2 separate regions of the Homo sapiens genome follow, and region 2 is linked to region 1. A link is an interaction called in ENCODE POLR2A ChIA-PET data of the cell type or tissue named here. Cell type or tissue: IMR-90. All regions are shown on one strand. Links, peaks and the distances in the headings refer to the core of each region. The heading gives the core; the rest is flanking DNA.

Evidence for each region. Peaks named below come from ENCODE experiments on the same cell type or tissue, not always from the same donor. Only the 100,000 strongest peaks of a DNase experiment are listed, where the experiment ranks them.
Region 2: POLR2A ChIA-PET joins it to region 1 with 9 read pairs; 1 of 35 experiments calls an interaction of 5 or more read pairs at or near these places.

What each region holds. Positions count from the first base shown.
Region 1 is chr12:25,327,823-25,343,596 of GRCh38, forward strand. LOC105369701 (a long non-coding RNA gene) reads right to left here. Exons shown (of 4, transcript XR_931444.2): 3 at 14,962-15,110; 4 at 14,782-14,872. Among named protein-coding and RNA genes, the nearest start is that of KRAS, 85 kb to the left of the region's middle. In IMR-90, for the core only: no CTCF peak of the experiment used is centred there; a DNase peak (open chromatin) is centred at 6,179; H3K4me3 peaks cover 237 bases; H3K27ac peaks cover 428 bases.
Region 2 is chr12:25,826,168-25,841,941 of GRCh38, forward strand. No RefSeq gene overlaps it. Among named protein-coding and RNA genes, the nearest start is that of MIR4302, 40 kb to the right of the region's middle. In IMR-90, for the core only: no CTCF peak of the experiment used is centred there; a DNase peak (open chromatin) is centred at 7,694; H3K27ac peaks cover 801 bases.

The sequences.
Region 1 (15,774 bases), core at 2,989-10,988:
TCCCAGGAAGCAGAGGTTGCAGTGAGCCAAGATCGTGCCACTGCACTCCAGCCTCGGTGACAGAGTGAGACCCTGTCTCCAAATAAATAAATAAATAAATAAATAAATAAATAAATAAATAAATGTATTAAAGAAAAAGAGAATAGTTTTTTAAAGTTTTAAAATTGTAACTATGCTAATGTTAATGAACTGCCATGAGAGGGACTGTATAAAACATAATATGTACACTCCAGACTCCTGCTCTAGCATAGAGTTGTCCACTACAGCACATTTTCTCTTGAGTTCAACAAGCCAGTAAATCATGCTCAATGTAATGATTCCATTTTCCTACCACTTTCCTCTATTCAAATCGCTGGGAACCTTTGCTTGCTTGTGCAACAAAGCATGATGTCATTTGGCTTGCTATTAACCTGCTCAGAAGCAGAAATGCAAACGAGGACACCAAAACCACGTGACACTACTCAGCTATAAGATAGTTATTCTGATGATTCACAGCATGCTTATCTTAATTGTTTTAGATTAAAAACAACAACAATAAAAATGCACAAAATTAAAAAACAATTATCTTTGGACTTCTGTACTCCTGAGAAGACAAACATGGAAACAAACATAGGTTCTCTTAGATATTAGTAGACGTGCTGTAAACAAAACAAAATTTAAAAACTTCCATTGTTGAATATGTCCAGGAAACCCATTACCATATTAAAGGCTTTGAGAAATTCCAGTTAACTTTGTTTTGCTCAGTTCAAACTAGAATGTATTTTGGCGAATGCCAATGTAAACAACAATACACTAGGTACTAGAATCAATACATCTAGAGAGAACCACATAACTTCAGAGACAAATCATCTCAAAATGTTGACTGGCAAATTGCTTTCAGCTCAGATTTTCTAAAATTTGTTTTTCTTTTTTTCCACAGCTCAGTCTTCAAAGGTCTACAGAAATCGGATGTCTGTTTGTACGATATTAAGCACACATAGTAATATCTGTATTCAATTTAACTCTCATCTTAAAAAGAGGAATTGTATTTTTAGTTTGAATATGCACAATGCCTAGTGCATTGTCTTACATGTCATAAACACTCACCAAATGTTTAATATTTGACTGATGATGCAATTTATCCAAGCCCTAATTGTAATTCACAGGCATGATTTTTGTTCATAATAACCACGTCCTTGGAGACTGAAGCAAATGGACACAAATGATAAAGCCAGAGTACTGTTGGGAACCTCTAGCCTTGTTGTTGTTGAATAAATATTCATGGTATATGCATGAATAAAATATATGGTAGGACATTTTTATTTATGAATACAATAAACAAGATTGAAAAGAACATGGGATATATTTTTAGCTAGTGCCTTTCCCTTTTTATGGGACTGGATGGTTTGATGCTTCATATTTTAAAAAGGTATTTTCACCTCCTTTGAGATTTTTATGAGTCCTTTTTAGTTGGGAAAAACTGCTGCCTCCTGTAGCACGAGGTCTGTAGAAGCTGCTTGTGGATTTTGGCCCTGGGGATGTAGGCGTTATTGTGTATTTCTATAATTTCTCAGGGATATGTAACTTGCCTATAAAAATATGCCTGTGGGTTGAATCTTGGCAGTTAACATTTCAGTAAGAGAATATATTTAGTAATATCTGAATGTCTAAAAGAGTAACACATAGGTAAGCTATTTTAAAAAACTGGGTGACAAAAACATTGGTTGTTATTGCCACTTTTTGAATGTGTTTTGCTATAAGTAAATATCAGCTTTAAAATTTATTTTTTAAAAAACATTTGAGAGGCAAGGATTTGGGTTAGCTCTGCATTGGCTCCCCTCGTCATGAAAAACAAAGAACTCAAATCCTTCATTTGGAAAACTGGTGACACTGAGCTAGACTTTCTGAGGATCTGACATCTTTGCATACTAGGTATTTCCGTTGCCTCTGTAGTGTTGACATAAGTCAATACATACTGACTTTCGTTTTTGGGCTCAATTTTTGTTTGTTTGTTTGGTTTGGTTTTTGAGACGGAGTCTTGCTCTGTCCCCCAAGCTGGAGTGCAGTGGTGCAATCTCGGTTCACTGCAGCCTCCGCCTCCTGAGTTCAAGCGATTATCCCACCTCAGCCTCCCGAGTAGCTGGGAATAGAGGTGTGCACCACCACGCCCGGCTAATTTTTGTATTTGTAGTAGAAATGGGTTTTCACCATGTTGGCCATGCTGGTCTCAAAGTCGTGACCTCAGGTGATCTTGGGCTCAAATTTTGATGGGTAGTAATGATCTGGAGATCTGGAGTTCTCATTATGATCTCTCTTTTTCATTAATTCAGTTAGTTTAAAAAGTATGTATAGAGAGTGTTTAGCATTCTTAGCCTTGTATTGAAAATATACAATGACAACACCTAAGAATTGGAGGGCATTATCTTTGTCTAACAGGTGATTGTAACTTAGAAATGCAGATGAAACAAAAGTAATCAGCAGTGTAATGTAAGTCTTTTGCTCAGAGATACCATGATTAGTAGCTTACGGAACAGACACAAGTTAATTAGCCTACAAATTTAAAAAACCAAAATGAATGAATAATAAACAGATTTGGAAGGTAGATTAGTGGAGTGAAAACCTCATGCTTTGAATCTAAGTGCTACTATTGATTGTTACCTAGACTTTTTTAGCTTTAATGCCTTCATTTGCAAAATAGGGATAATTATAGCTACCTTGCAGGGTTGTTGTAAAAATTAGATAAATACAATGTGTTCTATAAATGGGGACTATATGTAATGAATATTATTTTCATGACTAAATCTCCATTGGAGCTTCACAGCCATTAAGTACTAGTAGTAATACCCAACAAGGGAAAATTTGGGTTGTTTAGAGTAGCTGGAAGGGTCTTGTCCTTGCGGAGGTGAGACCTGAGTGAGAGTAGATTACAGACAATTGATGCGAGCCAAAGGGAAGAGTAACTATTACCAGCCAAAGCTTGGCTTAGAAGAGGGCCTTTCTTTGACCTTACTTAGGAACTGAAGCCCCTAGATGCTAAAGCCACATGGCAGGATTATAAATCCAAAACCTGCATGTTCATACTCAATAGTGTGGCATATTCTTATGCAAATTTTAAGTTGGATATAGTTATTATTACTGAAATTTATTTAGGTAAGAGGAGACCTATTGCAAGACTAAAGAAGGAAAATAATCAGACTGTATCAAAACTCATCTGTTATTGGCCATATTTTCATATTTTGAAAAATACACTGGTTTATCTTCCAAGCACACAGAAAGTTGAGCATTAGACTTGGTGTTTTCACAGACATTATCTCATTCCACCCTGACAGCATAGTTGGAAAGTGTGCATTCTATCCTCATTGTAAGTATGAGGAACAAGGCTTAAAGAGCCCAGTAGGGCCAGCATCAGAGCCTGGGTTTTATTCGCCTGTAACTACACCATGTTACACAGCTCCTGCATATCACATATCACAGTGGTTTTCTGCTGCTATTCGTAAATTTCGTAGGTAACTGAGAGAGAGAGCATTGAGGGTGAGGGGATAGAAGTGTGGAGTGAGACAGGTGCTCTTGCGATGGAGATGGGGGTATATATGGCACATAAACCATGGGATTGCAATGGGGACTGGGCAGGGAGGAGACCACAGACCATCAGGCAACCAAACTCTAAGATAATTGTCCAAGGACTATTAATTTACCACCTTGGGGCTCCCAGTGAGACCCCAGAAACGCTGAAACCCTATTTCCTGTTTTCTCTTTTACTTGCTAGATGTCCCAATTCTTTTTTAGCATAACTTGATGTGACACCAATGTCTTTGATACGTGTGTCTGAGAAAGCAGCTACTGAAAACCATCTTCTCCAGCAAGCCTTCCAGGACTGCAGGTAAGGGTGTCTGTCACTACTCCCAGCAGCCCCCAAGGGTGGACAGTAGTAACCTCCTGGGATTCACTCTCACCTGTCACTCTGTGCATCTACTCACCTTTCTTTTTATTCACAGTAAACCCTTTCCTTGAATTCAATGTTAACAACATTCTCTACACCCCCTTTATAGTCCAGTGTTATCTGGTTATCTGCCTCACTTTGGAAATCAGAACCTCCTAATTAGGCAGGGTATGGTGGCTCACGCCTGTAATCCCAGCACTTTGTGAAGCCGAGGTGGGCAGATTACCTGAGATCAGGTGTTTGAGACCAGCCTGGCCAGCATGGTGAAACCCCATCTCTACTAAAAATACAAAAAAATTAGCTAGGGGTGGTGGCATGGACCTGTAGTCCCAACTGCTTGGGAGGCTGAGGCAGGAAAATCACTTGAACCCAGGAGGCAGAGGTTGCAGTCAGCCAAGATCATGCCACTGCACTCCAGCCTGGGCGAGAGAACCAGACTCCATCTCAAAAAAAAAAAAAAAAAAAAAAGAACTTTGTAATTGTTTACTAGAAGCCTTGGGAAAGACCTTGAATTTGCAAACCTGTGAATTTTTCCACTCTGAGGACGGGAGCAGAGCCTGCAAGAATCAGACCAGCCCTGTCATTGAAGCTTTGGGCTGTCTTCTGGACTATTTTCTGTCTTTTACTCTTGAGTTAGCAGTTTCACTCTTAGTATGGTATAAGTCAAGTTTGCAATGACAGTGAGTTTCAGCACTCTGCCCAGGTGTGCAACTGTATTAAGGTGTCCATTGAACAATGCACAACGAAAGCTTTTAGATCACTGGCAGAAAATAAATAAATTGAATAAGTAAAAATTGAAAGCAGATTATAGAATTAGTTAAGCATAGTTTTTAAAGCACTATGTTTCTTTATTCCAAAAGGAATACATGTCTATTGCACAAACTTTGGAAAATGTAAGAATTTGACATGATTGTTAACAGAGCAGAGGCATTTATCTCTTAGCTGGCTTGGGGTCCATTCTCCTTTCCACATCATTTTCTCCTGTGAGAGAACAAATGTGACAAAGGGTATCAAGAAGTTTCTTTTCCTTCCCTCTTTTCAAGACTGCATCTTACAGAGGTGTGTCAGATCTAGAATTCTACATAGAGGGGCTTAGAAGTCATGTCTTGTTACAAAGAGAGGATTAAAGCTGTGAGTTTGTAAAGCATGTGACATAAGACCTGAAAAACATCAACTATTCGTTTTGAAGAAGGGCTCACAGAGAGATTTTGAAAGACAAAACCCTCCCAAGCTACACTCCTAGTGCCTCAGTTGCTACAGAGGGGTGTCCACAAGACTATTTAGTTACCTATTCCGTTAATAAGCATTTATTGAGCACCTTCTATGTGCAATGCCATAAGGTAAATCCTAGACAAAACAAGAAACAAAAATGAACAAACTGTGGTTCCCAGCTTTATGGAATTTTAAAATAACAAAAGATTTTGCTTGACATTTAGGTCATTTTCTACTAAAAATAATACTGTGATGAAATCCCTGTGGTTGAATTCTTTTGCACATCTCTGAATATTTCCTTAGGATTTATTTTTAGAAGGAGATGTGCAAGGTGTCAGCTTGATGATCTTAGAACTTGTAAAATAATCAGACAAATCAGAAGACATAGCCAGAATTTAATGGATTATTAATTTATTATCTATAGTAGTTGCGTTGTTCTAAAACTTAAAAGTACATGTAAAGAATTCAGGAGTTTGACTAAAAAGACATTTAAATGGCTGGGTGCTGTGGCTCACGCCTGTAATCCCAACACTTTGGGAGGCCAAGGTGGGCAGATCACCTGAGGTTAGGAGTTCAAGCCTGGCCTGGCCAACATGGTGAAGCCCCATCTCTACTAAAAATACAAAATTAGCCAGGCATGATGGCACATTCCTGTAATCCCAGCTACTTGGGAGGCTGAGGCAGGAGATCACTTGAACCTGGGAGGTGGAGGCTGCAGTGAGCCAAGATCATGCCATTGCACTTCAGCCTGGGCAACAAGAACAAAACTCAGTCTCAAAAAAAAAAAAAAAAAAAAAAAAGCCATTTGAACATCTCAGAAGCCAAAGAAATATAAAATCCAATCCACTCAAATGAGAAAGCTTCAAAAGTGAGTGTTACAGATCCCAATATGATTTGAAAATTAGGTAATAAGATGACTCACATCTAAGGACTTTTGTTTCAAATGATGAAATCTCTGTTTCAGGCTATAAATAGGGCTCAATACGCCAGTATGCCCTTTCAGTGTCATAAACACCGATCGAGTGTCGTCTCAGCCTGTATCACCTGGCACCCACAAAGCTTCAGCAAGTCAATCCATAAATTACACAGGGAGGTAATCCTCCAAACTGTGAAGGATGACATCATCACTTCCTTGATGACTAAGCCTCTTCCAACTCTACGAAGATTTAGAAAGTTTTTCATGGTATTAACATATTTTGTGTTAGGAAATCTATGTATGCTTAGTATTTTTGGTTCTTTCTTTTTCTTCCTTTTTTTTTTTTTTTTTGAGACAGTCTCACTCTGTCGCCCAGGCTGGAGTGCAGTGGCACAATCTCAGCTCACTGCAGTCTCCACCTCCCAGGTTCAAGTGATTCTCATGCCTCAGCTTCCCGAGTGGCTGGGATTACAAGAGTCCACCACCATGCCCAGCTAATTTTTGTATTTTTTAGTAGAGACAGGGTTTCACCATGTGTACTTTCAATGTTTATAATTTAGCCTATTACAGTTAACAGATCAGTTCTTAGTTTCTATTTTAAACATGTATGTTATACGTAATGGATTTAGACTTTTGATTTAAGTTGAAATTTTATTGAGCTGATCTATGTATTAAAATAGTGAAAAGATCCTAAAGCTCATTGTATTTATAAGCTTATTAGAGTCATGGTTTATTTGGTACCAGGAAAGTTTGTTTGTTAGAACAGACAATTACAGTGTTGAAAAGAAAATGAATGTTTAAATCTATAGAGTTTAAGGTATTCGAAGGAGCCCCTTTATCTTTAAATGAGATTAAACATAATTGATGGCCCCTAAATATAATTGTTATTAATTACTGGACTTTTGAATAATTCTTTGAATTTAACACCTTAATGAAGAGCTACTGTTTAGAACTTGTCATTTTAATTTAAAAGTTCAAAATAATCATTTTTACACAGAAAATTCTCTTTCAAAGACGCCAAAAAAAATACTCACTTAGAATTAATATAAATGCACAATTCTAGGCTTTTAGTACCTATTAGGCTGTCTATATTTGAAATTTTAAATTCTCTATCCCTGAGTAATCACAAAGTTATCCTAACAACACATTTTAAATATTTCTTTCTAATCTCTCTGTCTCTGTCTCTCTCTCTCTCTTTTCTCTTCTTACTGAATTTTGAATAGTCTAGGTCTAGGGCACACACTCTGACCATGTTTATGAGCTGATTAGCATAATAAAATTATAGGCGAAAAAATAAATCACTTAAAGGTACATAGAAGAAAAATAGAAAGTTATATAATTTTCTTCAGTGAGGATATAAATGCATGCTTTGGATATCCAGAGATTCAAACGAAATCCATTGGTTGGAAAGCTTTTATATTAGAGGAAAAAAGCTTTCATTACCAGAGGGGGAAAAAAGAATTGAGATGACTTTATGAAAGAACCACAAAACTAATTAAAGTTCTGTGAAAGAGGCCCCATAGGGAAAGGCTTAAAGATGTGGGATATTTAAACTGCAGAAAACTGAGGTGAAGTGTCTAGACAAAGTGGTTTGACTAAAGTTGGCTTTTAAATACTGGTTGAAGTTCTTCCAATAACTGGCCCCCTTATAAAGCAAATAAAGCTTATTTTAAAAATTCTTCAGCTGACCTATGAAGTGTAGAATTTAAGGATCTTTAAATATAGGAAGAGATATTCTATGAAGTATATACTAAACAGACATTTTCTTTCCTTTACAGATAGTGCAAAGGCAGAATGAGCTACAGCAAGAAAATTGTAGGTCGACATTAGAAAAATTTGTAGATCTAAGATTGCATTATACAAATAATATACTGGATGATCCTTTTTGGAAGGAAAAAGAAACTAAAATGCATAGAAAGCATTCTTTCTTAGTAGATGAATGTAAAAGGTGATGAGAAAATCACAGGGTGAAGGCACAGGGAAGAGAAGGGAGGATAAGTAGCCACTGGGCTTGGTCAAATCCTAGACAAAAGGTTAGAGAGGTCAAACTCAGCCATTTAATGCCCCTGCCCCTTCTCACATTCAGGTCCAGGAAACTAGCTTCTTGGGATTCTCACTTTCACAGTCGCTGCTCTGAACTCCACCAGTCTTACTCTAAGCCATCTAGCCAACTTCTCCCCATCACTCAGGGCTTTGTTTTTTCTAATTAGATAAAAATCGCTCATCAGGAAAAGTGGCATTTATCAAGGTGTTAATGGGTACCCCTCGGCTAATGTTATCTTTGTCCAAATATCACATTTGCTTTATAATCAGATTTCTTGAATATTTATAACTTTACTAAAAGGAATGACTTTAACAATAGAACTCTCTAGAACTTTTTTAGGTCAGGATGGGAGGGAGAAGAGTTTTGAGGGATCCAAACACTCCATGTACATTGGTTCAACAGCTAATTATTAAGCACTTTCTGTTTCAGACACAGTTCTAAGCACATGCTATAACTTCATATAGTGAAAAGTACTACGAATAAAAGACAACAAGGTGATGAGATAGAGATGAATGGGTAGAGCTGGGATAGGTGGTGCTGGTGGCTACTTTTTCTAGATCGTGCAGTCTCGGAACTCCTTTCTGAGAAGGTGATGCTTGAGCTGAGAATCTGAGTAAGATGGAGCTTGTTAGGTTAAGCTTTGGAGGCAGAGAATATTCTAGGAAAATCTTTAACTGAGGTTGGATGGCCTTTGCATGCATTCAACCTGAGAACATCAGTAGCACTTATGGAATTAATATTGGTCTCTCATCTTCTCTAGAGGTTTCAGAAAACTCTAGGAAATTCAGATCAAGCTTTGACATCCTCTATGATCTTTTTCTTCTTAGATTTCAATCTTCTAAGGCAATTAGAACAGATATACTCTGCTCATATAGGAGTCTATTATTTATTCTTTTTTTATTAGTTCTTGAACATTTATTCAACAAATATTTATTAAACATCTACCACGCGCCAGATAATACAGCAGTGAACCAAACATAAAAATCCATATCTAGGCTGGGTGCAGTGGTTCACACCTGTAACCCCAACATTTTGGGAGGTCAAGGCGGGAGGATTGCTTGACACCAGGGGTTTGAGACCACCCCGGCCAACACAGCGAGACCCCATTTCAAAAAAAAAAAAATCCACATCCATATGGAAATTTGCATTTTAGTGAGAGAGAAAAACAATAAAGAAAATACTTTATTTCATCAAATGTAAGATGGACAATTTTTCACACTTCAAAATCTCTGAAATTGTAATCTGACTTAGTACCATCTTACATTTGTAATTGGCAGCTGTTTTTCTTTTCTTGTGATACAAAAATAATGTTGCATCTTATTATCAAAGACATCTAAGATTTCATCAAGTGTTTCTTACTGATAATAAGAAAAATAAGTAGATGGTTAGATAGTGTTAAGTGCAAAAGAGAAAAATAAAGCAACTTTCACTGCCAAAATGAGTGAGAATAAATTAATTTTAAGAAAAGTAAAGCAAGAGGGGGAAGGGGATAGAAAGTGCTTGTGACTTGGAGGGGCGGGTGGGAAGGGAGTTATAATTTTAGATGGGAAGGCCTCATTGAGAAGGTGCCGTTTGTGCACGACCTGAGGGTGGTGAAGGAGGAAGCCATGTGAATATCTAGGGGAAAGGTATCCCAAGAAGAGAACTGCAAGTGCAGAGGTCCTGAGGCAGGTGCTTGCCAAGTATGCTTAGAAAGCAGCAATGAAGGCCACGTGCCTGTGGTAGAGTGAGCAAAGAGGAGAGCAGTAGGAGATGAAGTCAGGGAGGTAAGGAAGTGCCGGATCATGAAGAGCGTTAACAATTGATTTGTCATTGATGGAGAAGAAGCTGATTTGATGAGAAAATATCAAGGGCCCAACATAAGACACGTTTTAGAGATGTCTGGGAGTCAGTTTATCTGAGGCTGAAATTCAACAGAGGTCCAAGTTGGAGATGTACATCTAGGCTCTATATAGCCAAATTATGGACATGGTTGTGGTGTACATAAATAATTCTAAGGACAGAGCCCGAGGGAGGACTCCAGCATTTTATTGTGACCCACATAGGCCAACTTGGCCTCAAAGACAACTGACTTACCCATTCACTAGCAACTGTATGCACAAGGCTAAATTCTAGATTCATCCAATTACTTTAAAAGGCCCCGTGGGAATATACTCAACAACACTGTGTGTTTATTACAGAGGATGCTGTGACATGTGGTTATTCCTTGAGGAGCAGTGTTTTGTCTATTTCATCTGCTCTGGATATCTTCCAGTACTGGCATATCTTAGGACTGAGCACAGTTTTTCTCTGGATGGCTTCTATTCCATCTATTTTCCATTCCTTCAGAGGTTACAAATAAAGACACTGATTTCCTTACTCATAAAATGAGAGTTTAATGGCTACGTCACAAGATAACTGTGATGACCATTTCAAAGGAAATAAAGAAAGCATTTAGTGCAGCATGTGGGGGCATAGTGTAACATCCATAAATGTTCATTTGCTTATTTCTTTTTCCAGATATGGTCTTGAAGACATCTTAAAAAATCCGTTGGACCAGAGTATAAAGGTGTGTTCCAGAAAATTAGCCAATGGCGCCTGCAGTTATAAAAGAAAGTATGTTCAAAGATTTTCAAGATTATCTTGGAATCATATGAAAAGATTTAAATGCAAAATCTCCTCCTTGGTAATGTATAAGGAACTCCTGTGCTGCTTTGCATCATTGCAACAGGTCTTATACATAGCCTCAGTTATATCAATAATATGATTAGCCATTTATGTTAATTTTGCAGATTGGTAATAAAAATCTAGGCGTTTTAATGGATGTCCTTGTACTTCTTTAACAACTGTTTTTAAAGGATTTAACGTGTACCCAGTAGTGTACTAGCTACTGGAAATCTGCTGGTGAGTAAGACACCATCTGTGCCCTCAAAAAGATAATGTATAGCGAGACTGAAGAATAGAGTGAAATATGGCAAATTTGTCGAGAGGACTAAGTTGAGCACTACGTGAGAACGAGAGCACCACGAGTTTTCCTAAAATGTGCCATAACTTACTGGCAATTTAATTTTGGATGGGGGTCTAGATTCTGATGTTACAATTCCACTCTGTGAGTGGCAGATGATTTCAAACATACCTTTGAAATCAAATACTTCATTCGTATCATTACAGTTTCCTTTCTCCTTTCTATAGTCAGAATTTTTCCTTTCTACAGTCGGAAGTGTGAATATGAATGCCTGATCCTAACCCAAGCATGGCCGGCTACAATAAGAACAGGTATTACAGTCATTTTGTCAGTCAAGCCTGAATCACAGTGTCAATGAGTAAATTATCTCTCAATAGATCTTTTTGTAAAGGTGTGAGAGTATACATGTTCTGCTTAAGAACACCAGCCAACTGGCCGGATGTGGTGACTCACGTCTGTAATCCCAGCACTTTGGGAGGCCGAGGCAGGAGGATCACGAGGTCAAGAAATGGAGACCGTCCTGCCCAATATGCTGAAATCCCGTCTCTACTAATAATACAAAAAATTAGCTGGGTGTGGTAGCGCATGCCTATCGTCCCAGCTACTGAGGAGGCTGAGGCAGGAAAATCGCTTGAACTCAGGAGGTGCAGGTTGCAGTGAGCCAAGATCGTGCCACTGCACTCAAGCCTGGTAATAGTGTGAGACTCCGTTTAAAAAAAAAAAAAAAAAATAGAACACCAGCCTTATTTTCCTCCAGGGAAATCAAATGAATGTATTAGTCCGTTTTCAGGCTGCTGATAAAGACATTTGGGTAAAGATACCCAAGACTGGGCAATTTACAAAAGAAAGAGGTTTAATTGGACTTACAGTTCCATGTGGATTGTGAGGGAAGCCTCACAATCATGGTGAAGGCAAGGAGGAACAAGTCACTTATTACATGAATAGCAGCAATCAAAGAGAGCTTGTGCAGAAAAACTACCCCTTATCATAACCATCAGATCTCATGGGACCTACTCACTATCACGAGAATAGCATGGGAAAGACCTGTCCCCATGATTCAATTACCTCCCACCGGGTCCCCCCCACAACACAAGGGAATTCAAGAAGAGATTTGGGTGGGGACACAGCCAAACCATATCATTCACCCCTGGCCCCTTCCAAATCTCATGTCCTCATATTTCGAAGCCAATCATGCCTTCCCAACAGTCCCCCAAAGTCTTATTTCATTTCAGCATTAAATAAAAAGTCCACAGTCCAAAGTCATATCCCAGACAAGGCAAGTCCCTTCCACCTATGAGCCTGTAAAATCAAAAGCAAGTTAGTTACTTCCTAGATACAACAGGGGTACAGGCGTTGGATAAATACAGTCATTCCAAATGGGAGACATTGGCCAAAACAAAGGGGCTACAGGCCCCATGCAAGTCTGAAATCCAGCAGGGCAGTCAAATCTTAAAGCTCTAAAATGATCCCTTTTGACTCCATATCTCACATCCAGGACACACTGATGCAAGAGGTGGGTTCTCACAGTCTTGGACAGCTCTGCCCCTGTGGCTTTGCAGGGTATAGCCCCTTTCCAGGCTGCTTTCACAGGCTGGAGTTAAGTGTCTGCAGCTTTTCCAGGCACACGGTGCAATCTATCAGTGGATCTACCATTCTGGGGTCTGGAGGACAGTGGCCCTCTTCTCACAGCTCCACTAGGCAGTGCCCCAGCAGGAACTCTATGTGGGGCCTCTGACCCCACATTTCCCTTCTGCACTGCTCTAGCAGAAGTTCTCCATGAGGGCCCCCCACACAAAGGCCCCCCCAAACGCCCCACAGCAAACTTTTGCCTGGGCATCCAGGTGTTTCCATACATCTTCTGAAATCTAGATGGAGGTTCTCAAACCTCAATTCTTGACTTCTGTGCACCTGCAAGCTCAACACCACATGGAAGCTGCCAAGGCTTGGGGTTTCCACCCTCTGAAGCAACAGCCAAGCTGTACCTTGTCCTCTTTTAGTCATGGCTGAAGTGGCTAGGATGCAGGGCACCAAGTCCCTAGACTGCACACAGTAGAGGGACCCTGGGCCTAGCCCACAAAACCATTTTCTCCTAGACCTCCGGGCCTGTGATGGGAGAGGCTGCTGTAAAGACCTCTGACATGCCCTGGAAACATTTTCCCCATTATCTTGGGGATTAACATTCGACTCCCTGTTACTTATGCAAATTTTTGCAGCCAGCTTGAATTTCTCCTCATAAAATGGGTTTTTCTTTTCTATCACGTGGTCAGGCTGCAAATTTTCTGAACTTTTATGCTCTGCTTCCCTTATAAAACAGAATGCCTTTAACAGCACCCAAGTCACCTCTTGAATGTTTTGCTGCTTAGACATTTCTTCTGCCAGATACCCCAAATCATCTCTTTCAAATTCAAAGTTCCACAAATCTCTAGGGCAGGGAGAAAATGCCACCAGTCTCTTTGCTAAAACAGAACAAGAGTCACCTTTGCTCCAGTTCCCAACAAGTTTCTCATCTACATCTGAGACCACCTCAGCCTGGACTTTATTGTTTATATCACTATCAGCATTTCTGTCAAAGCCATTCAACAAGTTTCTAGGAAGTTCCAAACTTTCTCACACTTTCTTGTCTTCTTCTGAGCCCTCCAAACTGTTCCAACCTCTGCCTGTTACCCAGTTCCAAAGTTGCTTCCACATTTTCGGGTATCTATTCAGCAACACCCCACTCTACTGGTACCAATTTACTGTATTAGTCGGTTTTCATGCTGCTGAAGACCTACTCACTATCATGAGAACAGCACGGGAGAGACCTGCCCCCATGATTCAATTACCTCCCACCAGGTCCCTCCCACAACATGTGGGAATTCAAGATGAGATATGGCTGGGGACACAGCCAAATCATATCAATGGGGTAAAAGCATTTTTATTTTCTTCCTGGAGTATTTATATTCAATGGCTCCTGGAAGCAAAATCTCCAACCAGACATAGTGAGAGGTGAAGCCAGCTGGACTTCCTGGGTCAAGTGGGGACTTGGAGAACTTTTCTGTCTAGCTAGAGGATTGTAAACACACCAATCAGCACTCTGTAAAAACACACCAATCAGCGCTCTGTGTCTAGCTAGAGGATTGTAAACGCACCAATCAGCACTCTGTAAAAACACACCAATCAGCACTCTGTGTCTAGTTAAAGGATTGTAAACACACCAATCAACACTCTGTAAAAATGCACCAATCAGTGCTCTGTGTCTAGCTAACATATTGTAAACGCACCAATCAGCACCCTGTAAAATGGACCAATCAGCTCTCTGTAAAATGGACCAATCAGCTCTCTGTAAAATGGACCAATCAGCAGGATGTGGGTGGGGCCAAATAAGGGAATAAAAGCTGGCCACCCGAGCCAGCAGCAGCAACCCGCTTGGGTCCTTTTCCATGCTGTTGGAGCTTTGTTCTTTTGCTCTTCACGATAAATCTTGCTGCTTCTCACTCTTTGGGTGTGTACTAACTTTAGGAGCTGTAACACTCACCATGAAGGTCTGCAGCTTTATTCCTGAAGTCAGCAAGACCACGAACCCACCGGGAGGAACAAAAACTCTGGACATGTCGCCTTTAAAAGCTGTAACACTCACTGTGAAGGTCTGCGGCTTCACTCCTAAAGTCAGGAAGACCACGAACCCACCAGAAGGAAGAAACTCTGGACACATCGGAAGGAACAAACTCCAGACACACCATCTTTAAGAACTGTAACAACTCACCACGAGGGTCTGAGGCTTCATTCTTGAAGTCAGCAAGACCAAGAACCCACCGGAAGGAACCAATTCCGGACACAATGGTTCCTGTGTGTGATAACCTGTGAAACCATTTCACGGTGGTTAATTTTCTCTTAAGTTTCCAGGTAGATCACCAGCTTCCCTCAACATTTATTGAGTGTTTACATACCTGGGTTCTCGGAGGTGAGGAACTTGATAATGATCACCTTGTTGCCTCACTCCTCTCTTTCTGGACATTGTGAATTCTCTTTGATCCATTTTCAACCATAGACATCTCTGTGATCTTTGTTCTTGGAGGTTTACCAACTGATGCTACATCTAAAGAAAACACGTAATTAAAATTCAGTTGGAACCACTTAGAAATGAGCAATACTTAGTTGGAAGCAATTGTCTTCAAAATTCCTTGGTTATTCATTAAGGAGTAACCTCAGAAAACATCCCAGAAAAGGCTGACAGTTTACAGTTTGGAAGACATTAATTAATTTAATAAGGTTGAATTAGGGGCAAAATTTGCAGAAGGATACTCTTTTTGTTTGTTTTTTGAGACAGAGTCTCACTTTGTCACCCAGGCTAGTGTGCAGTGGCTCTCTGCAGCCTCTTCCTCCTGGGCTCAAGTGATCCTCCAGTCTCAGCCCCCAAGTAGCTGTAAACATAGGCACATGCCACCGCACCTGGCTCATTTTTGTATTTTTTTATGGAGATGAAGTTTTGCCATGTTGCCCAGGCTGGTCTTAAGCTCAAGCCATCTTCCTGCCTCGGCCTCCCAAAGTGCAGGAAATATATAGGCATGAGCCACTGTGCCTGGCCCAATATTAATGTTTTTTAAAAAGTAAAGTTAGAAATATAATTTCCATTTAAACAGGAAAGAATTCTTACTGTATTTGCCTAAAATAAAGCAGTATTTATTTTAAAGCTAAGCTTATAGTGCAAGTAATAATTCATCATTTTTATTTCCCAGTTAAAAAAATACAACTTTAGCATT
Region 2 (15,774 bases), core at 3,347-11,346, 500 kb after region 1:
GTACCTTTATCTGTAAGTTTTAACAGGCAGAAGCAGTTAGAAATAATACTGAGAATGATGTTTAAATCTCTGCACGTGAAAGTTTAAAAGTTAGACTGAATTGGTCTACCATATGCACACCAAAGAAGTGTATTTTATTTTATTTTGTGTTTGTCCCCCCGATTTTTATTTATTTATTTATTTTTAATTTTGTGGGTACCTAGTAAGTGTATATATTTATGGAGTACATGAGATGTTTTGATATTTGATGTGAAATAAATACATCATGGAGAACGGGGTGTCCATCCCCTCAAGCATTTATCCTTTGAGTAACAAACAATCCAGTTACACCCTAAGTTATTTTAAAATATACAATTAAGTTATTATTGACTATAGTGACCCTGTTGTGTTATCAAATAGTTAATCTTATTCATTCTTTCTCAAAGATGTATATTAAAGAAACAAATTGGCATCCTCCAAAGAAGGTACCAATAATACTTTAGTAACCGATTTTTCTTAATACACAATTTTATAAAATATTCTAAAATATCCCACCTTGTTCTACAAAAAATGTGAGGCCATAATTGTCCTGCTGACCCCACACCTTTAATTTGACAGCCCCTGGATATCTACCCCTTCATTCACAGCCAATGTCTTGCAATTAGCCTTAACCCATCTTGCTCTCACTCTCCTGACCTGTTCCCCAGTTAGTGAGCCTTTAGCACAGCTCCACCTTCTATCCCCGACAGGCTTTTCCAGGATTAACTGCAGTGGTTCTTCCCCAACCAGGTCTGGACTGCTTCTGGCCACTCCATAAGCAACCTGTGAGGAGGTCCAGTCACCAGAGTTTCCCCCTCTCAGCATCACACTGACTGTCAAGGAAACCTTCCCTATGCCCCAGAGATAACTGCTTCTTCCCTGGTAAACTTGTAACTCATGAATTCCCCTTGTTTGCCCTCCCATTTTAGTGAATTTTGTTCTTCCATTTAACCATGATATTAAAGATATTCAATTTATTATTTATTTTACTAATGGCTTATTTAAAATCACTTGTATATATCCCTTATGTTTGGGTCAATATTATCTCTCTTAGATTATGCACCTTCACGGGTGGGTAACAAGGTACCAGCAAGTGTTACAGTGCTTTGTGAAGTATTTGCCCAGGAATGTGGATGATCATGGTGTTGAGATGTTCTGGGTAGATAGTCCCAATTCAATACCATGTATCACACCACATGCCAAAACTTTCAAGGTTAAGATAAGCCCAGGTTTATACATGGGCCATATTGTTGAAAGTTGAGAAGTTGGAAATAAGAATTTTCAGGTGCCTTTTCCTGTATGACTGGAACAAAAGTTGTTCCCATCTAATTTCCTGGAGTGTACAGCCCTTGAGTCCCATAGACTCAAGCCCATCTCAGAGGCCAATGTCAAAAAAATTATTTTTTTCTTGCTGTTGAATATGAATTTTTAATTTTGATTAATAATCGATATATTTGTTCAAGTAAAAGAAAGTCTTCTTCCTCATTCATTGCATTCAATTGTTTTTGTAATGTTGCCAGGTGTGGTTGTACGTGCCTATAGTCACAGCTACTTGAGAGACTGAGGTGGGAGGATCACTTGAGCCTGGGAGGTCGAGGTTGCAGTGAGCTATGATGGCACCATTGCACTCCATCATAAGTAACAGACCGAGACCTTGTCCAAAAAACAAAAAATGTTGACCTCTCTTGGCTCTCTAAATTTAAATACAAACCTTGTGAATTTCCATACTGTTTTTAAAACGGGGGGACTTTAATCAAAGCAGAAAACTTTGCTTCAGAAATAAATCTTGGGAATGTAAACATAAGCATATTTTATCCTTTTTGTTAATAAAAAACATTTCTAAGTACTGTAGTCTTGGCTACAGACTGAAAATAGTCTCTAACATCTTTTAAAATGTTTTGTTTCTTTTTTACTCTATGTCATTAGGTACATTATCTTTGATTCCAGATAACAAAAGTGAAGCAGTACGACAGTGAGGGAATCATTTTCTGATATTTCCAGGATCATCACAATCAACTCGGGGAACTCAGTGTGCAGAAGCCCTGCAGGAGGGAAGGGGCTGTCACTCATCAGTGGTGTCATTCAGACCTTTGCCCCGGACTTCACCGGCAAAATCCCTGTCAGGTCTTTTTCCCTCCTTCTGGATTCCAGTTAAAGTTTGTGGCCAAAATATGCAGTGACAGATGGCTCATGTCATTGCTGTAATGTCAGCCTTTGGGTCTCCGAGGGGATGACTCCAGGAATAGAAAGTGGAGCACATACAGGAGTGGATGTAAAACAGAATCTAAGACAAGCAGGGTCCTCCAGTTCTCAGAGGAATCAGGAACTTCCCTTCTAAACTCATCTAACAACAGGGAGCAGCCCCTTCTCTCTCTCAATGTGCATAGACTGAGACTTGTGCATAGACTTGTGCATAGACTGAGACTTGGGTTCGGTACCTCCTCTGAGCCTTAGCAGCTTGATTTTGAACCTGCTCCTCAATTTTCTCATAAGTAAAATGGGCATCATCATTGTACTTATCTTCTGAGATTCTTGTGGGGTCTAAATAACATCTGAAATGAATTTAGCTAAGTGCTCTGCCCTAGCTAAGCACTCAATAAATGGTAATGCTACTTTCCTCCCACTATTAACTTGGTTTTATATGAAAAAACAATGCATAATTTAACATAAAACAAGAGGCAAAACATAGAAACCCTACTAATTGAAATGTTGTTTTGTTAAAATTCCCAATTCAGATGGGACTTAGACTAAATTAGACTAAAGCCAGCATTTCATTGTGTTATTATAGAACCAGAGGGTTTTCCCACTGAAACAGGCCTGGAGAGACAATTAGTTTTTCATTTCACAGTTGAGGTCTCTAAAGCTAAGAGAGATTGTGGTCTGCCCATAGTTAGATCTAAGAAGCTTCCCTGATAAAATTTCCCATGTTGACCATTGGAATTGGCTCTAATTTTCCATTTTTGTTTGCTTCCTTTTTTGAGAAAACATGTAAAGTTTTCTATCACATGCATTTACAAAGCTATAAGTTATGAAGGATCCTGTTTTTCTCTAATTTGGTATATCCTGATCTTTTCCCTAGAGGTCTGTGTTGGTGCTGCTGTTTTCCAGTTTGTCAGTTTGTCTTGGCATCAGTGCCTCACCATTTGGCACCTGACTCAACATAGTTTTACCACCATTATCTAAACAGTACCACCCCATCTGAATGTATTTCACAACTGGTCGTCTCCGTGCCATGCCTCTGCCTGGGTCTGCTTTCCATTACGTTACCCAACCATCTGCTCCAAAAGAATGTCAGGAGGAAGTGATGCTGCTTTGTGCAGTGTGTTAAAATCTTGACCTTTACTTGGGTTTAGTCACTGTGCATCACTGGATTCCTAACTTTTTTTCTTCAAGATTCTTTCCACACTGAGAGCCACGCAAAGTTCATCAGATTCATATTTTCTGAAATATCCTCATAAGCCTCCTCACCTATGATTAATTTGAGTGTAATACCAATTATAGTTAATTACTGGGTGCCAGAATCTTTACATACATGACTTTTAATTCTTATAATAGCCCTATGTGTTCCGAAGTGCTATTATCCCTGTTTTATGGATATAGAAACTGAGAATCGGGGGATTTAACTGACTTCCCCAAGAACCCACAGTAAGTGGCTGCCTTTCCCACTAAGCCAAGATGCCCAGGAGGTGCCTTTGAAGGGCACAACAGTTGTTCTCAAATGTTGGCATGCATAAAGTTGCCTGGCATTATTAAAAGTACACCCCATAGAAGCTGGGTGCAGGGGCTCACACCTGTAACCCCCACTACTCAGAGGACTGAAGCAGAAGAATCACTTGAGCCCAGGAGTTCAAGTCCAACCTGGGCAACATAAGGAGAGCCCCTTTCTTTAAAAAGTGTAGCTCATAGAGTCTATCGCTTAAATTCCAGGCTCTTTTCCCCAATTCTGATTCCATGGGTGGACCCAGGCTCTGTTTTTTCTGCACACTTTCCTGGAGATTCTGATGCAGACCATCTGTGCAGCACATCAGCTCAGGTGAGCCACAGCTTGGCTCTGCATCCCCAGCTATGCACCAGCTCCAACTGAAGCACCACATTTCCTCCCTTCCTTCTGCTTAAAGCCATAAATTAACCAAGTGCTGAGATTCGCTTTTATAATAAAACGTAAGCTCAATGAGGTTTTCCGGAATTCAGGTTTTGTTGGAGGCAGACATCTAGCCTGGGGATTAATAGAACTGGTTTCTTTGTCTCTTCCCCTTACTGACTTTTTGTATGTCATTTGATAAAATAACCTCATTGTGTTTTTATTCTTCTCCTCTGTAAATGGAATGTGAAAATCCATGTCTACTACACACCATAAAAGACTCTAAGGAGGAAAAACGTATCCGTGAGAGTTGCACGCAAATCTCCATGCAGAGATCATGGTGTGAGTCCTCAGGATCAAATTACTCTCTTATACGTGTTGGACATGTTGATTTAATCATGGTTGCTATTTACTTCACAAAATACAAGGGATAACACATTTGGTTGGAATTTGTGAGACTTGAACGCACTATCTTGCAATGCACGGGTTTTGTACTCTTGGGAGAGTTATTTATTGTCTATGTACCTCATCGTCTTAGTGTGTGAAATGAAAATAGTAATACTATTATCAACTTCATGGGGTTGTGTCACTTAGTGCTTTGCATAACTGAACTATAACAAATTGCTTAGTCCAAATATTTTCATTCTCAATAGCCTGGCTTCAAATTATTGACAATATCAGCATATTCATTCTTAAGTACGTGCTATACTTGCTGCAATATTAGGTGCTACAGAAAACAAATATGCCATTGTCCTTGCTCTTAGGAGAGTTACATTGAAGTAGATGGATGCTCTTACCTGATACCTAAAGCAACTGACTTGGGGGGGATTTTTGCCATGTGTAGTTAAGGATGAAAAGCCAGATGCAGAAAAATATATATAATATAATGTTAGTTTTTAAAATCATGACCAAGTCTCCCTTTTTTTTTCTTTTAGAGACAAGGAGTCTCTCTGTTACTCAGGCTGTGGAGTGCAGCGGTACAATCATAGCTCACTCCAGCTTTGAACTCCTTGGGCTTAGGTGGTCCTCCTGCTGTAGTCTCCTGAGTGGCTGGAAGTACAGGTGCATGCCACCATACCTGGATAATTTTTTATTTTTGTAGAAACAGCGTCTCACTATGTTGCCCAGGCTGGTCTTAAACTCCTAAGCTCAAGTGATCCTCCTGCCCCAGCCTCCCAAGGTGCTGGGATTATAGACATGAGCCACTGTGCCCAGTCCCCATATTTTTATATGTATATATAATATATACAGATATAAAATATGTATAATTTATATTATATATAATGTACTAAATATATGTGGATATATTATACATATGTATCATTAATATATGTTGTTTAGGACAGAGAATAAAGGAATAAAGAAAAGGAGAGACACAAGGAAAAATCACAAGTAAACAACAGTTAAAAAATTACAGGACTGTTCATGGTAAAAAAAAAAGAACATATATGACATGATTACATTCAAATAAATTAGTATCTGTCTGTGTGTGTGTACATAAAGCAAAGCACAAAAACATAGCCAAATGCTAACAGTGTCTAAATCAAGGTAGTGAGATTTAAGTGATATCAACTCTTTTTCTGTATTGTTAGACTCTATAACAACAAATGTGATTTGTAATAACTAAAAACCTTTTAGGGAAGACAGACTGTGCCAAATATATTTATTATTGTACATAATACATTGTTTTATCTTTTTAAAATTGTCTCTAACAGGTATGAATTACTTTTGAATGGGAAAATATGTTATTCTTTAAACAAATATTCTCAGTAATCATAAAATGCAGTGGAACAGAGTTATTCTAAATGGAAGGTCAAATCTCCTTCAGTTACCCAAATAAAGTAAAGTGCACAATGAATTTGCTCTGCAAGAAAAAAAATTGTTACTGAACTCTTTTTTTCCTTCCTTTTTTTCCTTCTGTAGACGTTTCAATTATGTAATTCCTAGATTTGTTGAAATAATTTCATTTTTAAGACAACTTTACAATATGATTTGACTTCTGTTTTTCCAACTCATTATTATTTTCTACAACTCCACATGTCCCAAACAGAGCTCATTAGCTTCTCTTCCACCTTAACCTACTTCTCTTCCCATCTCCCTTTCAAGAGGAATGTCACCACCATCCTCCAGTCACCCAAACTGGATATCTGGGAGCCACCATGGATATCTTGCTCTAGTTCTAGGCCCTCTGCAGGCAATGAGTCAATCATTTCTGTAGATGCTACATCCTAATATGAGGTCTCTCCTTATCACACCACTTCTTCTCCATAGCTATTGTCCTCATTGGTCCTACCTAAATTGTAGCAATTATCTTTAAATCAGCCCCCCGTCTCCACTTTGAAATTTTGATCAAGTAACACCACAGAAGAATATTCAAACTTCTTCACTTACTATGCAAACAGTTATGAGTTGTCTGCCTAGATTCACATCCTTCAAAGAACCAACCTTCTCCAAAATCTGTCATCCTGGGGGCTGTCAGTCACGGTACCCTCACTCCCCATCATATTATAAGCCAGACAATGAGAGTGCTCTCTCCCCATAGGCTCAGTGATTGCTTCAGAGTTCAGAGATGGGCATATGTAAAAGAAGCATCAAGCATTCTGCCCCAAATCTTTTCTGCTAGAGTTAGAGGGACAACCCTCTCTTGTTTTTGGTGGGTTACTGATTAATTTAGCAAACTCCTTTGTAAGACTTATTTCCTTGAACTTTCTGGGAAAGCTCTAGTGTGGAAACACAGAGCAAGAGAATTATTTTAGTCGCCCTATAAATAGGACATGGATTTTCATCCAGTTTAGGAACCAATCTCAATTCTAGAAAGGTAGCCATGTTATGTGGTGCTTTATGGTGATTTCTACATTATTATAAATGTGGTGGCTCCAAAAAAGGGAAGCTATTAATTCCAACTATATTTTCAACTAGGATATAAATGTCTTTAGGTTTTTACAACGTATATTATACAACTGCCATAAAATTATCTACTTTTCTGTTCTTTTTGTTGATTAATAATAGGCATAAAATTACACATAGCTGAAGTATACAATTCAATGCATTTTCACAACTGAATGCAACTTTGCTACTGTATCTTTTTCATGTACATAACTAAATTTTAAGATAGCTAAGGTCAGGACTATGTTTTCACTTTCCAAAACACCTAGCTCAGTCCTAGGTCCAGCAATAATGCTGCCCAATATTGATGTTGCTGTCTTTTACTTACCAGACAGGTATTGTGTACCAGAAAGTCACTGGGTGTAAAGGTAGAAAGACTACTTCAACATAAATTCATGTAAAACAATAATTATATTAATCTCTAACAATTATCAAGGATTTAGAGGTTTTATTATTATTTCTGTTTTACAGATTAGGAAACTGTAATAGACAGAGATTAAAAAATTGACCAAGATTAATTAGCCAGAAATAGAAGAGCAAGACCCCAAGATAAAACTTAATTTCCAAAAAATAATTTAAGCCATGCAGTCTCTCCACTATGATAATTATCTTTTCTTTGAGACTGAGAAAAAACTTAGCCATCTTTCTTAAGACCAAGGAATAGAACACACTTTCTTTAGTAAACATTAGTGATGATTCAGCGTTGGAGGAGGAAAGAAGTTGAAGAAACTGTAGTAGCGTTTAAAATTCTGCAAAGAAGATGGGCAAGACCACATGTTAGAAATGACAGACTTACTTTTTGATTGAAGGCATCTTCCCTTTCTTCCTGGATCCAGATCACCTCTGCAGCACTGGCTTCTTTTCCATGCTGTTGTTGTGTGTAATTGCTATGATCCTTAATTTGGGAGCTCTGCCTGATGGGTGGAATTGTACTTTTGAGTGGGCAGCAGCCTGCCTCTTGTCTCTTGAAATGCCTGTCATTTTATCACAAAGAGATGGATGTGAAAGTGAGATTGTCCTTGAGTCCACTGAGAAGATATCAACCAAACAACTCACAAAATCACATTTATTTAAATTGTTTAAGGTAAGAACATTTTTCAGATTCTTGAATTATATGTTTAAAGTAATCCAAGATTTTTCTTGGAGATAGGCAGTCTGGAAAGCTGTATATTCTACTAAGAATTTTGGATAACATCTTTATGTTCTGACTCAGAGTGTATTGTCAATATTTCTGTTAAAAAATGAAAAACAAGCAACAGGCATTAAGGATTTGGTAACTAACTTTCTTTGGCTATATTTTTACTTAATATAGCTAAGACAAAGAAAATTTTAGCGACACTTTAAACAAAATTATTTAAAGTGAAGACAATAATATATATGCTAATTTGATGTCACTGCCATGTAATGCTCTAAATAGTACAATAGAATTGACATATTTGATTCTGAACTAGTGGAGACTACACATGAAGAATATGTAGATTATGAATCTGTAGACAAGGAAGATAAGGTAGAATTAAAGAATGATTTTGGAATTCTCTTATAATTAAAGTTATGCATCACTTTAGTTTTGAGAGCAAAAAGAAGTCTAAGTATTTAAAAAATTATCTTTTTAAAGTAAGATTTCCATTTTTTCATTACTAAAAAAAGTATGACAGTTGTGAAAGACAATGTTAATTCACACTAGGGAGAAACATGGCCTTAACCTTTCACAAATATGTTGGTCTTTCTACCTCTGTTAATGAATGTCTTTCAAACCAAACAGTAGAAGCACAGCAGCCATACCAGTGTGTGATTGTTTTAATAATTTGATGACCTGAAGAACAATGAAAGGGTGATAACTCCACTAAGCTATCAACCCAAACTGCCCTGCATATAGCCCTATAAATTACCAGGAAAGTTCTATTTTTCCCCATAACATATTTTTGTAACAAATGTTCTTGGTGGATTGGGTGGAGAAGAAGGCAGAATGAGTCTGCAATTCTATTTAAGACTTGCATGGTGATAGAATTTTAGAGCTTGGAGGGACTTTAGAAGTCATTTCATCTAAGTCTCTCATTCTACAAATGAAGGAAATGAGGCTTAGAGAAGGTCCACAACTTACCCAGAATAATTAAGTAAATTCATAGTAGAATCATAACCCCAACCTTCCTCTATTGATTCTTAACAATATTAACTAACAGTTTTAAGCATAGACTATATACAAGCACGGTGCTTAAGTGCTTTACATGAATGTTTATTGCTCTATGAAATTGGTGGTATCATTATCTCCATTTAACCCCAAGGCTCTAGCCAAAAGGAGTAAATGAGAAGTAGACCATTCTTGGCAGAAACAAAAGCCTAACTTCAAATCATCTCTGAAGTGGAATTAATGTGATCCTTTATCTCAATCCTTTATCTCTACTGCTTCTGGCCACTTGTCAGTAGCCAAGGTTAATCCTCCCTGAGAGAAGATAACATCTTAGACTTCAAATTTTCAAATCAATGGCTAGCATGTACTCATAAATAACCAGATGTATCAGGAGCCAAGATGACATGACCACAAATCCAAAGAAACAATAGATGATAAAAACAGAGTTCAGGAGAATCAGGCTAATGTTCAAGGAAGTAAGATACAGGATTGGAGACTTCGGCAGAGAGCTGGAAACTACAAAAGTAAATGAAAATTCTGGAACTGAAAAATATCACCTTAATGGAGATTACACAGCTTATAAGAAACTTAGAAAGCTAATTAGAACATAAGTCCAAAGAAAATATCCAGATGAAGGACAGACACATAAAAGGATGGAAAATTGAGTAAATAAGAGACATAGACGATACCATGAGAAGCTCCAATTGTTGTTACGGAAGTCCTAGAGAGAAGAGAGAAAATAGAGTAGAAGCAATATTTAAAGATAAAATGATTGAGAATTTCCAAAATTGATGAAAGACATAAAGATTGAAGAAACTCTAAAAAATTCCAAGAAAAAAATAAAAAGGACAACCCTAAAGGTACACAACAATAAAACCACTGAAACTCAAAGACAAAGAGAAAATCTTAAACTCAGCCAGAGAAATAAAAAGACAAATTGCCTTTGAAATAGCAACTGCAACAATGGAATCTACAAGGCAACAGAATATCATTCAAATACTGAAATAAAATAGCTGTCAACCTATAACCAGCAACATGTACTTTAAAAATGAAAAAAAGACATTTTCAGACAAACCAAAAAAGAAAAATCACTATAAGCAGACTGCACTAAATAATAAATATTTTTAAATATTGTTTAAATAGAATCGGAATAAATTAAGGCTACGTTTTAATTTCTAGATTAATCACCAAATAAAAGAATAGTAAAAGAGTGTATAGCCATCAAGCTAATAACGGAATAGATAATAAAGAGAAGAAAGAAGAGGAAAAAGAACATGAACAGGCTGGGCACAGTAGCTCCCACCTGTATGTAATCCCAACACTCTGGGAAGCTGAGGCAGGTGAATCACTTGTGCCCAGGAGTTCAAGACCACCAGGGGCAACACAGTGACACCTCGTTTCTGAAAAGAAAAAAAAGAGAAAAAAAAAACATAAACAAAGTGAGACAAGAATAAACTAAATATTAAAATGGTGGTTTTAAACCTAAGGATAGTGTCAATTACATTAAACATAAATGTACAAAATCTTCTAATTAAAATAGAAAAATTATTAAGAGAAATATTTTAAAATACTACTAAAAATAGCAATATTCTGTTTCCAACATATACAAAATACAGAACGGTTGAAAGTAAAGGAATTTAAAATAATATACTATGCAAGAATATTTATCAGAATGCCAACTACAGTATGGTACCTGGTAAGTACTCAGAAGTCACAAAATCAGCTTCCATTCAATTGGGAGTAGTAGAAGAGTGAGAGATCACAAATGACCTCAAATCATAGTTAAACAAAACTAATATAAATAAATCTGGTCCCAGCATAGAAAAACATTCTCTATTAAGTTAACATAGCATTAAGCAAAACCAAGGTAGGTAAAGACATCCACAAATTAAAATTGACACCCACAATTTAGCACACTTCTGCTATTATGCACAAATCAGGATCACACTACATAATACTTTTTTAAAGTTTAGAATTAACAAATATCACATAACTTTCTTTATGAAAAACTATTAAAGAAGTAATTACTATAGATGTCACAACAGTATTTAAGGCAGGAAAAGGAATTGTTGTTGAGGAGGACACATGAACAGTTTCTGGAGTGCTGGCATTGTTCTATTTCTTTGTCCGGATAGTGGTTTCATGAGTTTTTCCATTATAATAATTAATCAAGTTGTATATATATTTAATATTTTATAAATATTTAATATTTATGTAAATATATGGTCATATATGTATATTAATATATACATAGTAAAAGTCATTATTTTTTTAAATCACAAGAGCCATTTTCTTGATTATGCTCCTGTTTTCAATTAGAGCAGGATCAAGTTAGGCCAAGAAGAGTCCCAGAGGTATATTCACCACCCTAGCCTGCCCTGCCTCACTGCATCCTCCATCTTCATGACCACATGATGTCTCAAACTTCATCTTGCTAAAGTCTCAAGGTCACATTGATTGGTTTCTATGCATTTCTAAAAAATAGGTTTCTTTGATATGCCTTTTTCTCTGATACATAGTAATTTTTACATTATCACAAATAGGCACTAAATTTCTTTATCTTTGTAAACCAACAAAATCAGGTGAAAGTCCCCATCATGCCCAGAATAAATTTGACGCTTGTTTAGGCAGAGCGAGCTTTCCATCAGTACAATGCTAAGCCATTAAGCAAAGTATTAATAACAGGTAGGTAAAGACTATATTGATGGTTATAAGATTGTTCATATTAAAGAAATAACATCAGCTGTTGAACATTCACTGTTCCATGCATTATGCTTATCTGATATCTCACAACAACCTATGCGTTAAGTACAGTTGTTTTCCCAATTTTACAGGTAAAGAAACTGAAGCCTATAGGACTTCTCAGTGACACTGCTAGTAGCTTGAAGAAGAAGGATTTAAGCCCAGGACTTCTTAGGAGTTGAGTTAAGACGTCCTCACACAGAAGGCTGTGCATGACAATAGTCCACCACAAAGCTATGCTATAGAGAAAGGGAAATAGTGGGCTTTTCTAAAACTTGTGTCTATGAAGATGTTACACAGGGAATTTATCTAAATTCCATTATGGAGTAAAGTAAAATAAAAGCTAAAGAGCATAGAAAGCAATCTTCCTTCGAGAACAATACTCATGAGGTAACACCCTGAGAAACCCCACTAAAGGTCTTGCCTTTCTTTTTCTTTTTAGTTTCCCATCTGTGCTCCCGCAAGCGTGAAATTGAACGGAGAGGAGATGTATGTATATTTCCAAACACTCCCATTCCCAACAGACTCAAATTCCTTATCTAAATTCCCTAGAATATCTCCTTCTCCAACCTCCTTATTTTTTATTTTATTCTTTATTTGGTTCCACTGCTTTCTATAGCAAAGCGATAAATAGTTCCAAGCCTCCCTTTCAAGTCTCTAAATCTTCTTGTCTTTATTGAATTTCTCCTCACTCTATTCTGATGTTTTCATTTTCATGGTCCATCTTACTCTGTATTTTCTTCTGTGACGGTGAACATTATAAATACTCCTGCCTCTGTCCCTGTGAATGCTATCAATCCTTCTGCCTGCATCATTTTTATTTTTCTGCCCTTCTGACTGGTATTGCTTAAATAAACTTCATATTTACATTATAGAAAATATTTGTGCACCTTTTCTCATATATATTTGCCAAAGATACAGTTCTTAATTCATGGATTTATGTGAGGTTGAGATTGTAGTGTTTATTACAAAATACAGATTAATTATATAGATTCACTGACATTTAATTACACACCTAGCAATGATTTTTTTAATCACTAGAAAATGAATTATAACAAATGGTGGATATGCAAAAACCTCACATAATCATGAAAATTATGACTATGGTAATTTGTGATATTACCATTATCACTTTGATAATGATAAATGTAGTGATGATGATGATGGTTATGATAAATCTATGAATTAAATATCACTATATTTGTATATACACACAGAAATTCCATGTCTTCCCAGGTGGTAGTAAATAGAACAAGCCTACATTGATAGACTGTAGTCAGGCCACTAACAATTATTTTTTGCACAAACTCCTGTTTAGTTATTTTGAATTCATTGTATTTCCAAAGGCATTGCCAGATGCCAATCAATACCTAAAGAATATGAAAGAAGAAAAATAGAACAAGAGCCTTGAAAGATTATAAAGTATCAACTTGATTTTCTATTGCCAACCTCTAGAAAGCTGAAAAGTAATTCCCATTATACCATGAATTGTATATAATCTAGGTTTACATCTTGCTTATATAACTGCTTTTGCCAGGTTGCTCTGTTATTACCATTTATTATTTATGAAGTGCCAACAGAATTTTCAGACCTTGTCCATATTTGTTGAGTCATGCACTACTGCATAGGACAAACAAGATGACGCATAAAAACCCAGGAGTGGGTGGGAGTAGTAAGTTCTCATTTTCTTTTTTGTTTGCTTCTATGCTACTTTCTTAGACGATAGAACAAAAGCATCACTGTCCTTCATCAAAGAAGGAAGGGAGGAAAAAGCAGAAAATGTGGCCAAAATCAAGACAAGTCAAAGAAATGGGAAAAATTACCTTGATTCATCCATTACAATTCTAGCTTTAGTAGGAATAAAAAAGGGATATTGTTCTTTTGAGTCTCAGAAAGAAAAAAAGAAGGCTAAGAAATGAATTTGTGAAGTCAAACTAAGAAAATTAATTGAGTAAGAATAGCCAAGGTTTGCTATGAAGCTTGATCAAATGAATTTCACTAGTGCTCTCTTTTTACAGTAAAAAATACCTAATTCATATTCACTTGCCATTAATTTGACCAAATAATAAAGACAACTAAAAATAAAATTATGATGGAACTGAGAAATACATATTGTGGTCCATGGGTCATTTTCAATACTAGAGATACAGCAAGATCCAGGATTCTAGAACCAAACTGTTTGGGTCCAAATCCTGGCTTTGTCACTTACTAGGGCAATTGAACTAACCTCTCTGTGTCTTAGTTTCCTCATCTGTAAAATATGGAAAAGAATAATATGTACCCTGTAGAGTTGCTGTAAAGATTACATTAGTTCATAAATGAAAAATTTTTAGAACAGTGCCTTTCATATATTAGGCACAATTTAAGTATTTGCTGTTATTTGAATGTCATTTTCAGAAAGACATTTGATTGATTATAACACTCATTTCTAGTTTTAAAAATACTTATAAAGCTAGGAATAGAAAAAAAAAGTGTTCTTAACTTGTACCAGTTAAGAAGGTTTCTGGTGGCTCATGACTGTAATCCCAGCACTTTGGGAGACCAAGGAGGAGGATCGCTTGAGCTCAGGAGTTTGAGACCAGTATAGGCAACATGGTGAAACTCCATCTCTACTAAAAATAAAAAAAAAAAAATAGCCAGCTGTGGTTGCGGTGTGCGCCTGTAGTCCTAGCTACTCAGGAGGTTGAGGTGGGAGGATTGCTTGAGCCTGGGAGATGGAGGCTGCAGTGAGCCGTGATCACGCCGCTACACCACTGCATTCCAGCCTTGGCAATGGAGCAAGACCTTGTCTCCAAAAAAGAAAAAAAAAAAAGTTTCTGGTGGAAAGAAACAGAAAACTATGAGTAGTAGTGGTTTAAGCTGTAAAAACATTTTGTGTTTATTTTACAAGAATTTCGGAAGCAGACAGTCTCAGAACTGGGTCAGAGAGCCAAAAATATAACCCAAGACTGAGGCTCATTCTAGCGTTGTGTTCTCACCATGCTTAGCTGTCTGCTCTTCACTCTCACACATTGGTTGCTTACAATCAGAAGGATTGCCATAGCTCTAGGCATCAAGACTGGAAGTTGGGAACGAAGAATGCCAATGAGGTCTCCACTCACACATGCTCTGATACCTATCCCTTAAGAGGATTCACAATCTCTCTCCCCCATAAGACGTGGGTAGACCACCCTTTAATGGAGGAAGTAAGTAGCTAGCTTTCCATCATCTACAGTGGGAGGCCACAGAACGGCTGTTAGGTTAGCCCACTAGCTGTGTCTGTTACTTTGACAAAAAGAATGTATCAGTAACCAACAAGAAATGTCACACATATGGTGAGACATTCGAAGTATTTTGATTAAAATTCAGAAAAAAAATCTGCCTATTCACAGCTATTATTCAATATTTTTATAAAGGTCCTAACCAATGGCTATCAGCCAAAAAACTGACTGAAAATGCAGATTTGAAATTAAGTAAAATTAAAATTCAATTCCTCAGTCTCACTAGCAACATTTGAAATGCTCAACAGCCACATGTGGCTAGTGGCTACCATATGGAACAACACAGATAGAAAGCATTTTCATTGTCTCAGAAAGTTTGATTTGACAGTGCTACAGTTGGAGAGACAGTTGTCAGTATCTGTTTACTTTTAAAATGTGAATATTTGTTGAATGCACAACAATCTCTTCTGAAATACACAAGCATACATAAATATATGTACAAGATGGCAGCACTGTTAGCAGTACTCACAAAACTGGAAATGACATAAGTGTCCATCAACAGAGGGAGAATTTAATAAATGATAATACATTCATATTACATTGTATCATGCAACCATTTGAAAGAATAAGGAGCTTGTGTATAGTTAAATTTATGAAGGTACCTGGAGAGTGGTGCACTTGGCAAGGGCGTGGAAGCTCTGCCTTCCTTCTCTCATATT